Linked DNA regions of Homo sapiens: region 2 is linked to region 1. The links are chromatin contacts, found by Hi-C or POLR2A ChIA-PET in ENCODE. All regions are on one chromosome and are shown on one strand. The core of a region is the stretch at or near the end of the contact, and the rest is flanking DNA. Distances in the headings are between cores, read along the strand shown. Region 1 holds the start of PCAT4 (prostate cancer associated transcript 4). Region 2 overlaps PRDM8 (PR/SET domain 8).

Evidence for each region. Hi-C counts contacts between places; a loop is a spot of excess contacts on that map. ChIA-PET counts read pairs that join two places held with the same protein, here RNA polymerase II (POLR2A). Pooled maps may share reads with other maps.
Region 2: a loop to region 1 is called in a map of prostate gland, with 2.4 times the contacts of the local background. The contact joins the enhancer-like site here to the promoter of PCAT4 in region 1. A Hi-C loop is called at or near these places in 2 of 168 maps with a recorded cell type or tissue (prostate gland and sigmoid colon) and 2 of 50 pooled maps. POLR2A ChIA-PET finds 5 or more read pairs at or near these places in 3 of 52 experiments (IMR-90, PC-3 and activated CD4-positive, alpha-beta T cell).

Annotation. Positions count from the first base shown.
Region 1 is chr4:79,825,849-79,830,784 of GRCh38, forward strand. PCAT4 (prostate cancer associated transcript 4) reads left to right here and starts at 1,623. Exons shown (of 2, transcript NR_026555.1): 1 at 1,623-1,755.
Region 2 is chr4:80,199,587-80,204,983 of GRCh38, forward strand. PRDM8 (PR/SET domain 8) reads left to right here. Exons shown (of 4, transcript NM_001099403.2): 2 at 493-713; 3 at 1,704-1,935; 4 at 2,328-4,743. The coding sequence starts at 495. The coding sequence ends at 3,946. Among named protein-coding and RNA genes, the nearest start is that of PRDM8, 4.8 kb to the left of the region's middle. RefSeq lists an enhancer at 1,238-2,437 and silencers at 2,800-2,879, 3,340-3,439. Within about 2 kb of position 3,390, at least 26 of the 41 ENCODE cell types and tissues checked have a DNase peak (open chromatin) inside an H3K27ac peak, as active enhancers do; they include IMR-90, prostate gland and sigmoid colon, where a contact is called at or near this core.

The DNA.
Region 1 (4,936 bases), core at 373-2,872:
GTAGAAATCTGAAGTATTCCAATCGCACTGCATTTGCATGAGATGCTCGAGACTCACTACCCGATCTCCAACCCAAATAACAGACTGTCTTAAATCATTAATTTGATTTGCCAATTTTTGATCGATGCCTTGTTGAGAATTCCACATTTGGGTGGAAATGGCTTGCCAATCATTAACAAAATGAGCTGTTTGAATGGATTGGTGTAATGCCATTCCGGCAGTGGTGGCCATTGCAGTGACTGTAATTAGGCCCATGATAACAGTGACTAAAGTGAAAACAAATCTCTTAGATCTTTTTAGAATTCGCTGTAGCACTTCCTTATTGAGGGGGAGGATTCCCAAGGTCTAGGTAAAGTTACCGGAATCCAGATTCCTTCTCGAGCTCGAACATTACATTTTTCCTGGAGTCAAAATGGGAGTTAATACAAGTGCATAGATGACAATTAATGCATTGGACAGTTTGATTATGTGTCCAAATTTTGATATTTCCTACTAACGGCATGTAAGGAGGCTTAACACAGCTCTGTATGGGAATAGTCAGGTTGGAGGTAAGTAAAGCAGAATGTCTGGGTCTACATTGATACTGAGTGGGATGGTAGTGGGAACAACAGTCAGAATAGTTTTCCCTTCCCACACTCACAGTCCAGACATGGCAATAGCCAATTTCCAAAGTTCTGGGTGTTCTGGGCTCAGAATGGGGAGTATCATATGAGGCCTGGGGTTGGGGGGTGTAATGCCTTTATCTACCCATTTTAAGGGAAAGAATGAGCTGATCCTCCTATGCAAAGTAGAATGATGATTCTCGTTCTCTTGATAAGAAATAAAATAAGTAGCCTCCAGGCATTCCCTTCCACCAGAGGAGCAATTGTTTTTTAAATAGCCCTTTGGTGCCCAGTCTATTACTAAACCATATGAGTCATTTTTTAATATTACTGCATGTGAGTTAACACAATCTTCCCAAATTAAAGTTTTAGATGGGCCCTCAAAATTTTTAGGGCACGGTTTTCCTGCAGGTTTATATGGAAAGTATGGGTATCTCCCATTACTCCTCCTTTCATTTGTTTTAAAGGAGAAAGGGAGAGGCCAGAGACCAAATGTCTCATTTTATCTGTAGCTGAACTTTCAGGAAGATAAGCAGCCCAGACTTGAGTTTCTAGATGTATACAACCAGGTGCATGTCCAAGGCACAGAGGGTGGTATTTATAACCCATAGTAACATTAAATGCAGTGTCTTATTCTCCTGGTTGGGCAGGGCAACAGTTATCTGTGGCTCCAGGCATCCACACACTATTGTTAGTGTAGATTTCTGCAGAAGCATCTATCCAGGTGAGAGGTTGAATAAGTGGAGGAAAAGGCACATAAGCCCAATAAGAATATTTATGTGTAGCAGGTAAATCAGTGTGAGAGGAAACTGGTGAGACAGAAAGTATAAGGAGGAGAATCATTAAATAAAACTTATTGTAAGTGAGATTCTGAAGAAGGAAGAGAAGAACAGTGTTAAGTATCCTGGCAAAGGAGCATTAGGGTTACAGATAGAATTGAAGTTGCTCGTCAGCTGATTGAAGATAAGGAGATTGGCCTGGATTATCCAGGTAGGCTCAATGTAATCAGGAAGGGCCTTTAAAGTGAGAGAGGGAGGCAGAAGAGGAAGTCAGAGCGATGTGCTGTGAAATCTACTACCGTTTGCTGGTTTTGAAAATGGAGAAAAAGAGTGAGGAACTGAGAAACATGGATGGCCTTGGGAACGTGGAAAAGGTAAGGAAACACTCTTTCCCCCAGAGTCTTGTAAGAGGAATGCACTCCTGAAACGTCTTGGTTTTAGTACAGTGACATGGTTTTAACCCATACTGGACTTCAGAACTATAAGTTAATAAATTTTTGTTATTTTAAGCCACCAAGGTTGTGGTTACCTATTATAGCAGCAAATAAAAAAACTAATCAACCTTCTGACTTGGGTTGGTTTTAGGCTCTGAAATGAGGATTCATGTGAAAGTGTTTTAGTAGGAAGTGTTCCCAGGAAAAATTGTTTAGGGAAGCAGGAAAATGGGATCAGGAAGGAAAAGATGCCAGGAATGGGTGTCAAGTCATGCTATGTTTCATGCAGGACTTGGATTCAATCCTATATGAAGCAACAATAATATATTTTACACTTAAAAATTTGATAAGAGGGTGGATCTCATGTTAAATGTTCTTACCACAATAAAATTTTAAAGAAAATCTTTTTAATCCCATAGGGGAACTCTGGAGAAAATGTGGGTTATTTGTCAGTTCTCCGAAGTCAAGTGGCAAGAGAGTTGAGTTATTCATCTCTGACCAGACATTGCTTATACACCACCCATAGTGGTGAGGTAGAGGAGTAAATTCCTAGGCAATTTTAGATCTCCATGCACGTAGAAAAATGGAATCTGAATGTTTGAAAGCATCCGTCTACCAAGAGACACAGGTGTTGGCTGTTAGGAATGAAAGCTGACTGGGAGCTTACACATATGACAACGGCAAAGAAACCCAATTAGAGATGGGTAGAGTACTAACAGTGTCTGCAACAGTTTCCTAATCTATGCACTTTTACTTAAATGAATGTTAACAGATTGCATTTTTTTATTGATTTTGTATCAAAGTCAGCATCTGCAATGCCACATACCATCCAGGGAAAGAAAGACTCAGTGCCCAAATGTTTCTGAAAAGTATCTTCACCTTCTCAGAGATCTGCACAATTCAAATAATCCACTTGTCAATAAGGAGTTTGAGTATTGCTGTGTTCCAGGAATAGTCTCTGAGAATCTAGTAAGATACTTCTCAGGTTTCAGTAGAAGTTGTGATAAGATTACAAAAATATAAAAAGTAATAAATTATCGTATTGAATGAAAACAATCCAATCTTTTGTCTGTCATTGCTCTGAAAGCATGACATTATGTAACTTCAGTGTTTAAGAATACCCTGACTATGCCCAGCTTCTCCTTATTAACTTTGTGAATGGATCCATCACATCAGAATCAGCTGCATCACTTTTCTAAGTCACCAGTTGTCTTCAATGGACATCATCTTTAAGATTATGTTCAAAACTGATTGTTTTCCCTTATAAATCTGCCTCTTTTCCCAACTTCTCTTCCTTTGTTAGTGGCATTACTATTATTCTGGCCTCTCAAGTTAAATTTATTAAACTTTTTCTTCTTGGTCCTTTTCCCATTTGCCCTGAAAATACTCACTGGTGGTGCTTGTGGCTGCAGCGTTTAACCTGTGATAATTTTGCCATGAAATATCTCGCTTTTATTATTTTTACATTGCTCTAGTATATCAACTTTGGAAACAAAAGACATCATTCTATTTATAGCATTGTGTTTTTAGTAGTGGTATTTCCATTTACAAAATATAGTAATTCTCAATCGCTGTTAAAATTTGAAGAAATTAGTACCTTCATACACTGCTGGTGGGAATATAAAATAGGGCAACCACCTTGGATAACAGTCCGACAAATCCTCAAGTGGGTTAAACATAGGTTACCATATGACCCAGTTATTCTACTCCTAAGTATATATCCAACAATAAAAACATAACTTGTTTCAAACATCTATAGCAGCCATATAGTTGAAACAATGTCTATCAACCGATAAAGTGGAGGAAATCACTGTGGAATATTATTTAGCCATAAAAAATAATAAAGTACTAATATATGCTATAACATGGATGAATCTTAAAAACATTATGCTAAGTAAAAGAAGCCATTCACTAAAGAACATGAATTATATGATTCAGTTTATATAAAATGTCAAGAATAGGAAAACCTATAGAGACAGAAAGTAGATTAGTAGTTGCTTAGGGCTTGGGTTCGGGGGCTGGAAGGATAACTAAGAGTTACAAGATTTCTTTTGGAAGTGTGTGATGTTAACATCGTTCCCAAACAGCTGTTGGCAGAAGATTCATTTCATGAATCTGATTTTTCCAAAACAGACAATTCTGATGATTGAGATGATTTTGATGTTAGTTCTGTTTAGAAATAACTCCAAGATCAGTTTTTATATTTTATTTTCACATTGAAAAGCTATCACCTTTGTTTCAGCCTCAAAGAGTGTGTTTATGTAAAATTAAATGAGCACTAGCAGTGAGCTGCACTCTTTTTTTTTTCTAAAGGGGAAAAGGGTTAAACCTGGTTTCAAGTTTGTCATTAAGTCTTAAGATATTGCTGCTACTTGTTTTCTCCCTGTGACCGCAACTTCTGACAGTCTAAACTCACTTTTTGTTTATATTGCTGGCCACCTAATATAGTGAGTCCAGTAAGTCTATCAGAAGAACCAAAAATATCATTTTTCTTGTCACTTCCTTGGTCAAAAATCTGCAATGAATCACTTTTTACAGCACCAGGAAATATGACCAAAATATTAACGTTTTATGCATGAGGGATCAAAGCCCTGGTCTCCTTCTTACTACTGAATATTATTCTGTTTGACTTCACCCTGTTGGTTTCCTCTATACCCTTTTCACAATTTGAAATTACATTATTTGTTTGTTTACTGATTATTTTTTATTTATTTTCTATTTCTATTTGGCTACATCTAAACTGTAAACTCTCCAAGGGTAAGAGATAGACATTTTTGTTTAACACCATACATCTTGTACCCTCTACAGGCTACTTATTAGTGCCAGGCAAACAGAAGGTTTTCAATCAACATTTGTTGATTTAGTGGAGAAAGGAAGTAAGGAGGGAAGAGGGAAGATGAGAGGAAGGAATTATTTTTCGGTTCTTCTTGCTGACCATCTCACCTACTTCCTTCCTTCTCCACCCTCATCTCATACTTTAGGATAATTTTTATGTTTGCCTTTTTTTATGCTATACCTCTACCCTCTAATATCTCCCTGCTTTTTCTCCTGGTCAAATCAAGTCACAAATTCTGTCTCATCTCCACTTTCTTGATTTCTGCACCCATATCCTTTCCAACCA
Region 2 (5,397 bases), core at 2,140-4,639, 380 kb after region 1:
TCCCGGGCACCCAGTTCAATACATAGGCAGACAGGCACTTTCCCCCAAGGGTTAGAAGTTTCTTTCAGTAAGGGAAGTCTATAGGCTGGTTTAAAAAATTATATATATGTATATATATATATATGTGTGTGTGTGTGTGTGTGTGTGTGTGTACATATATATATAATTCTGCCTGGAACTTCACCTCTAAAACCTACCCAATCCAACATCAAGGTAATGCAAAAATTATCTAGTCTTTCCTAGCCCTTTCTTTTCTTTCTCCCAAGCAGTCAGCTCCAGATCTCCCACTATTCTAATTATTTTAACAAGTATCCCTTAGTTTTCATCTTTAAAATATGCCATGTTTATCTGCTTTAATTTTGAAATAAGAGCTATGCAAAAATCAGGCATGTGCAAGGAAAATCTACCTAGTATTTGGACAGTTCTGCTTGGGTTAATGGCGTTAAAAGCAGTAACATAACTCACTTTCTTGTGCTGTGTGTCTATCTCCAGTGATGGAGGATACTGGCATCCAGCGAGGCATCTGGGATGGAGATGCCAAGGCTGTCCAACAATGTCTGACAGATATTTTTACCAGCGTTTACACCACCTGCGACATCCCTGAGAATGCTATATTTGGTCCCTGTGTCCTGAGCCATACTTCCCTATATGACAGCATAGCTTTCATAGCTCTCAAGTCTACTGACAAGAGAACAGTACCGTATATCTTTCGGGTAAGTCTCCACTGTAGCTGTGTAGGTGTATGAGGGTAATGTCCTGTTGGAAATGGACTAAAAATAATTATAATGACAAGTGGAGATAGGTTTTGCCTGTGGAAAAATGCAATAATGCAAGCAATCCCATTTCACACATCAAAAATTAGAAAAGGAAAATTAAACTCAAATTATTGTCAACTGATTTTTTGGAATAAATGACAAAATTTGATTTGGAATGTTAGAAATATCTAAATCAGTGCTTCAGTTCTGGATTATCCTGGTGATGAACACGACTTCCTAAACTCTGGGAGATTTCACTGGGGTGGAGGCTATTTGCATACTAACTAGTTTCTGCAAGTTCTTTGACAAGTATTGGGTACATCTGCCTTCCATTTGAGGAGGCTTCTTCATCCCCTAAAGATTAGTTTCTTTGGTAATATTAGCTAGTGCCCAGAGTTTGTATTTAAATAAAAATGTTTATGGTTTTGACAGTAAAGCATCATCAAATCCATATGTCTGAATTGGAAGATTCAGACCTCTCATTTCCTATTCTTCTTTACAAAGAAAATCTATTAATTGTTCTAGCCAAGATTAGGAACATGATTGCCATAGCATAATTTCTAAGATCTAAGCTTGCTTTATTTCTGAAACAAACAAAATTCTCCATACCTTTGTAATGTGGAATAACTTAGAAGTAAACTCTCAAGGGGTTAACACTAAATTATAAGAAGAAATTTCCTCATTTAGTATTCAACCAATATATAAAAACGGTGACTTAAATAAACTATATGATTGATGCAGTGTTTCAAAGAATGGTTATCTTGCCTAATGGTTACAAACATGAGGACAGGTCCCAGCTTGGGCCAAACTTTTGGAAGCGTGGTCTCAGACAATTTTTGGAAAAGACTAACATAGAAGAAATGGTCTTGATTCTTCTGATTTCATTCCCTCATGAGGGTCCCTCTCCCCCTCTCCTTCTTGTCTTCTTTCATTTATTTCAAACCGCAGGTAGACACCTCAGCAGCAAATGGTTCCTCAGAAGGTCTCATGTGGCTGCGGTTGGTCCAATCGGCCAGAGATAAGGAAGAGCAGAACCTTGAAGCCTACATAAAAAACGGACAGCTGTTCTACCGCTCTCTCCGCAGGATTGCCAAAGACGAGGAGTTACTAGTTTGGTACGGGAAAGAACTGACTGAGTTACTCTTGCTCTGCCCCTCTAGATCCCACAACAAAATGAATGGTAGGTTGGCTCGCGACCGGCGTGTGGGCCCTTAACTAGCGGGGGAGAGACGCAGGGAGCGGCAGGGGCTCACCCGGCGCGTTGGCGCGCCTTTCTTCCCTTCGGGTGTCTCATAGGAAGATTCTGAGATGTAGTCTGGAATGAAGTTAAACAGATAGGTGAGGATAAAGCGAGGAAACTTGCTTGTTTGCTGTATTCCCTCCAAATCAGGAGGGAAAGTTAGATCAGGTTGGTCATTCTTTTCTCAGGCACTCAGGCCCTGAGAAATGAAGGTGGATTTGTCAAGGGGATGGTGGCAAACTGGCTTGGGGGCGATGCTGAGTAATCATGTGGTGTGCGTGTGTGTGTGTGTGTGCGTGCGTGCGTGTGTGTGGTGTTTGCTCACTAAGCAGGGTCGTCCCCTTACACATGCCTGGAATGCAGCCAACGTTTCCAGTTTGAGTTCCCCTATGTGGCGCATCTGCGTTTCCGCTGCCCCAAGAGACTTCACAGCGCTGATATAAGTCCCCAAGACGAACAAGGCGGCGGCGTGGGCACCAAGGACCACGGGGGCGGCGGCGGCGGTGGCAAAGACCAGCAGCAGCAGCAGCAGGAGGCACCTTTAGGCCCGGGTCCCAAGTTTTGCAAAGCCGGCCCCCTCCACCACTACCCATCCCCCTCCCCGGAAAGCAGCAACCCATCCGCTGCCGCCGGCGGCAGCAGCGCGAAGCCATCCACAGACTTCCACAACCTGGCCAGGGAGCTGGAAAACTCCCGGGGAGGCAGCAGCTGCTCCCCAGCCCAGAGCCTCAGCAGCGGTAGCGGCAGCGGCGGCGGCGGCGGCCACCAGGAGGCGGAGCTGAGTCCCGACGGCATCGCCACGGGCGGCGGCAAAGGAAAGAGGAAATTCCCGGAGGAGGCGGCGGAGGGCGGCGGTGGCGCTGGTCTGGTAGGGGGCCGGGGCCGCTTCGTAGAGCGGCCCCTCCCGGCCTCCAAGGAGGATCTGGTGTGCACACCGCAGCAGTACCGAGCCTCGGGCAGCTACTTCGGCCTGGAAGAGAACGGCCGCCTCTTCGCGCCGCCAAGTCCCGAGACGGGCGAGGCGAAGCGCAGCGCCTTCGTGGAGGTGAAGAAGGCTGCCCGCGCGGCCAGCCTGCAGGAGGAGGGGACAGCCGACGGCGCGGGAGTCGCCTCCGAGGACCAGGACGCTGGCGGCGGCGGCGGCTCCTCCACGCCCGCGGCCGCGTCACCGGTGGGCGCCGAGAAGCTGCTGGCCCCGCGGCCTGGGGGCCCGCTGCCCAGCCGGCTCGAGGGCGGCAGTCCTGCGAGGGGCAGCGCCTTCACTTCGGTGCCGCAGCTGGGCAGCGCGGGCAGCACCAGCGGTGGGGGCGGAACGGGCGCCGGGGCCGCAGGCGGCGCGGGCGGGGGCCAGGGCGCCGCGTCGGACGAGCGCAAAAGCGCCTTCTCGCAGCCAGCACGCTCTTTCTCGCAGCTGTCCCCGCTGGTGCTGGGCCAGAAGCTGGGCGCGCTCGAGCCATGCCACCCCGCCGACGGCGTGGGCCCCACCAGACTCTATCCCGCCGCCGCGGACCCTCTAGCGGTGAAGCTCCAGGGGGCCGCGGACCTGAACGGAGGTTGCGGGTCCCTGCCGAGCGGCGGCGGCGGCCTGCCTAAGCAGAGCCCCTTCCTGTACGCCACCGCCTTCTGGCCCAAGAGCTCCGCTGCCGCTGCAGCCGCGGCTGCGGCGGCGGCCGCGGGGCCCTTGCAGCTGCAGCTGCCCTCGGCGCTCACGCTGCTGCCGCCCTCCTTCACCTCGCTGTGTCTGCCCGCGCAGAACTGGTGCGCCAAGTGCAATGCCTCCTTCCGCATGACCTCCGACCTGGTGTACCATATGAGGTCGCACCACAAAAAGGAGTATGCGATGGAGCCCTTGGTGAAGCGGCGGCGAGAGGAGAAACTCAAGTGCCCCATCTGCAATGAGTCCTTCAGGGAGCGCCACCACCTCTCCAGGCACATGACCTCGCATAATTGACTCGGAAAGGACCCCAGCTTTCCACGCGCGCGCAAGCACAGTTAAGCCACCTGCAGGAATAAACACGCGAGAACATCCACCGCTTCCTTGCACCCCGAAACCCTGCACAAAGACACATACATTCACCGCCCCCCCGCCCCCCCAACGCGCACACACACGTCCTCTCCTCCCAGGAACCTCATTCAAATATTTACCCGGGACACACACCCCCCCCCACACACACACACAGACACACTCACACACAAGAGCCAGGATGGTGGAGTTTTGATTGGGTGGGTTGTTTGAGGGGGTTTTCTTTTGAATGCACGCATTTTCACTTTCCCCAAAACAAAGGTACATTTTTTAAAATGTCATATATTGCAACATATTGATGCATTTGTCATACGTTTCTACTTAAATTATTAAGCACTTACGATTTAGATGTAATAATTATATGTAAGGGCAAAATTTATTTTAGATATAAAGTAAAGGAGGAGGGTGAGATGCTTTCTGCATTTCTTGATGACAGTTTGTGTTCCTACAAAAATAAACAAAATGAATAAAAAGGGATCACCATTCAATTTGAGTTTCCAGGGGGAAGTGCATGTATAATGAAATGATAATGGACTTCAATGAAGAATGTCATCAATTATGTACATATGTATTTTCTTTTAATACAAAGTGTAATTTTGTGCCAGTGAAATGGAGTCTGAATAGTTATGTGTTTCTTTTATCCCTGGAAATATTTATTAAACTTTATAGTTTATCCGAGTATGTTGGATGCTTTGACAATAAATGACTATTTTCTTCAAAGCAAATATTTGGAAAGTTTTTAAATTTTATCGTTGTAGTTAAGGACTATACTTTGAGTAAATGTCACTTATTTTCACTGAGTTCCTGAAAAGAAGGGAAGAAACAGCATAAGAGAGAATGATAAACCTGGCACCATTTGCATTTATGTACTCTAAGCCAATTTTGAGCCTAAAAGAAGATAAGTTTTTATTATCACTTCGAAAATATTTAGCTGGAAAGTGTTGTGCATCTTGATCAAAGACAAATCATTTAGACAAAGATGCCTGCCATGCAGCTAACCTGTCACTGGGACACCAGCATTCTTTTCAGCAGCAGGATAATTAGCATCTTCACAAATGGTCTGAGACAAACAATGTTCAGGCTGGGATCTGTGAGACCAGATGAAAAGCCCACTTTAGGTTCTACTAGTGATGGCTAAATAGAAGGGTATCTTGTACTCTAATGTCATTACAATGGCATTCTGTCATAAGCTATTTAGAGATCCTGTGGGGAGTTTCCCTAAAAACCAAGGTGGAATGACCGTGGTTTGATCATGGTCTATGTATTGCAAGGCCCATCTTTCCTTCTAAAGGCATGGACAACTGTATAGCCTCTGCAAAAAACGCGTCCTGAAACATTACAATGCAGAAAAACCTGACGATTGCCCTCCTCTTTCTACT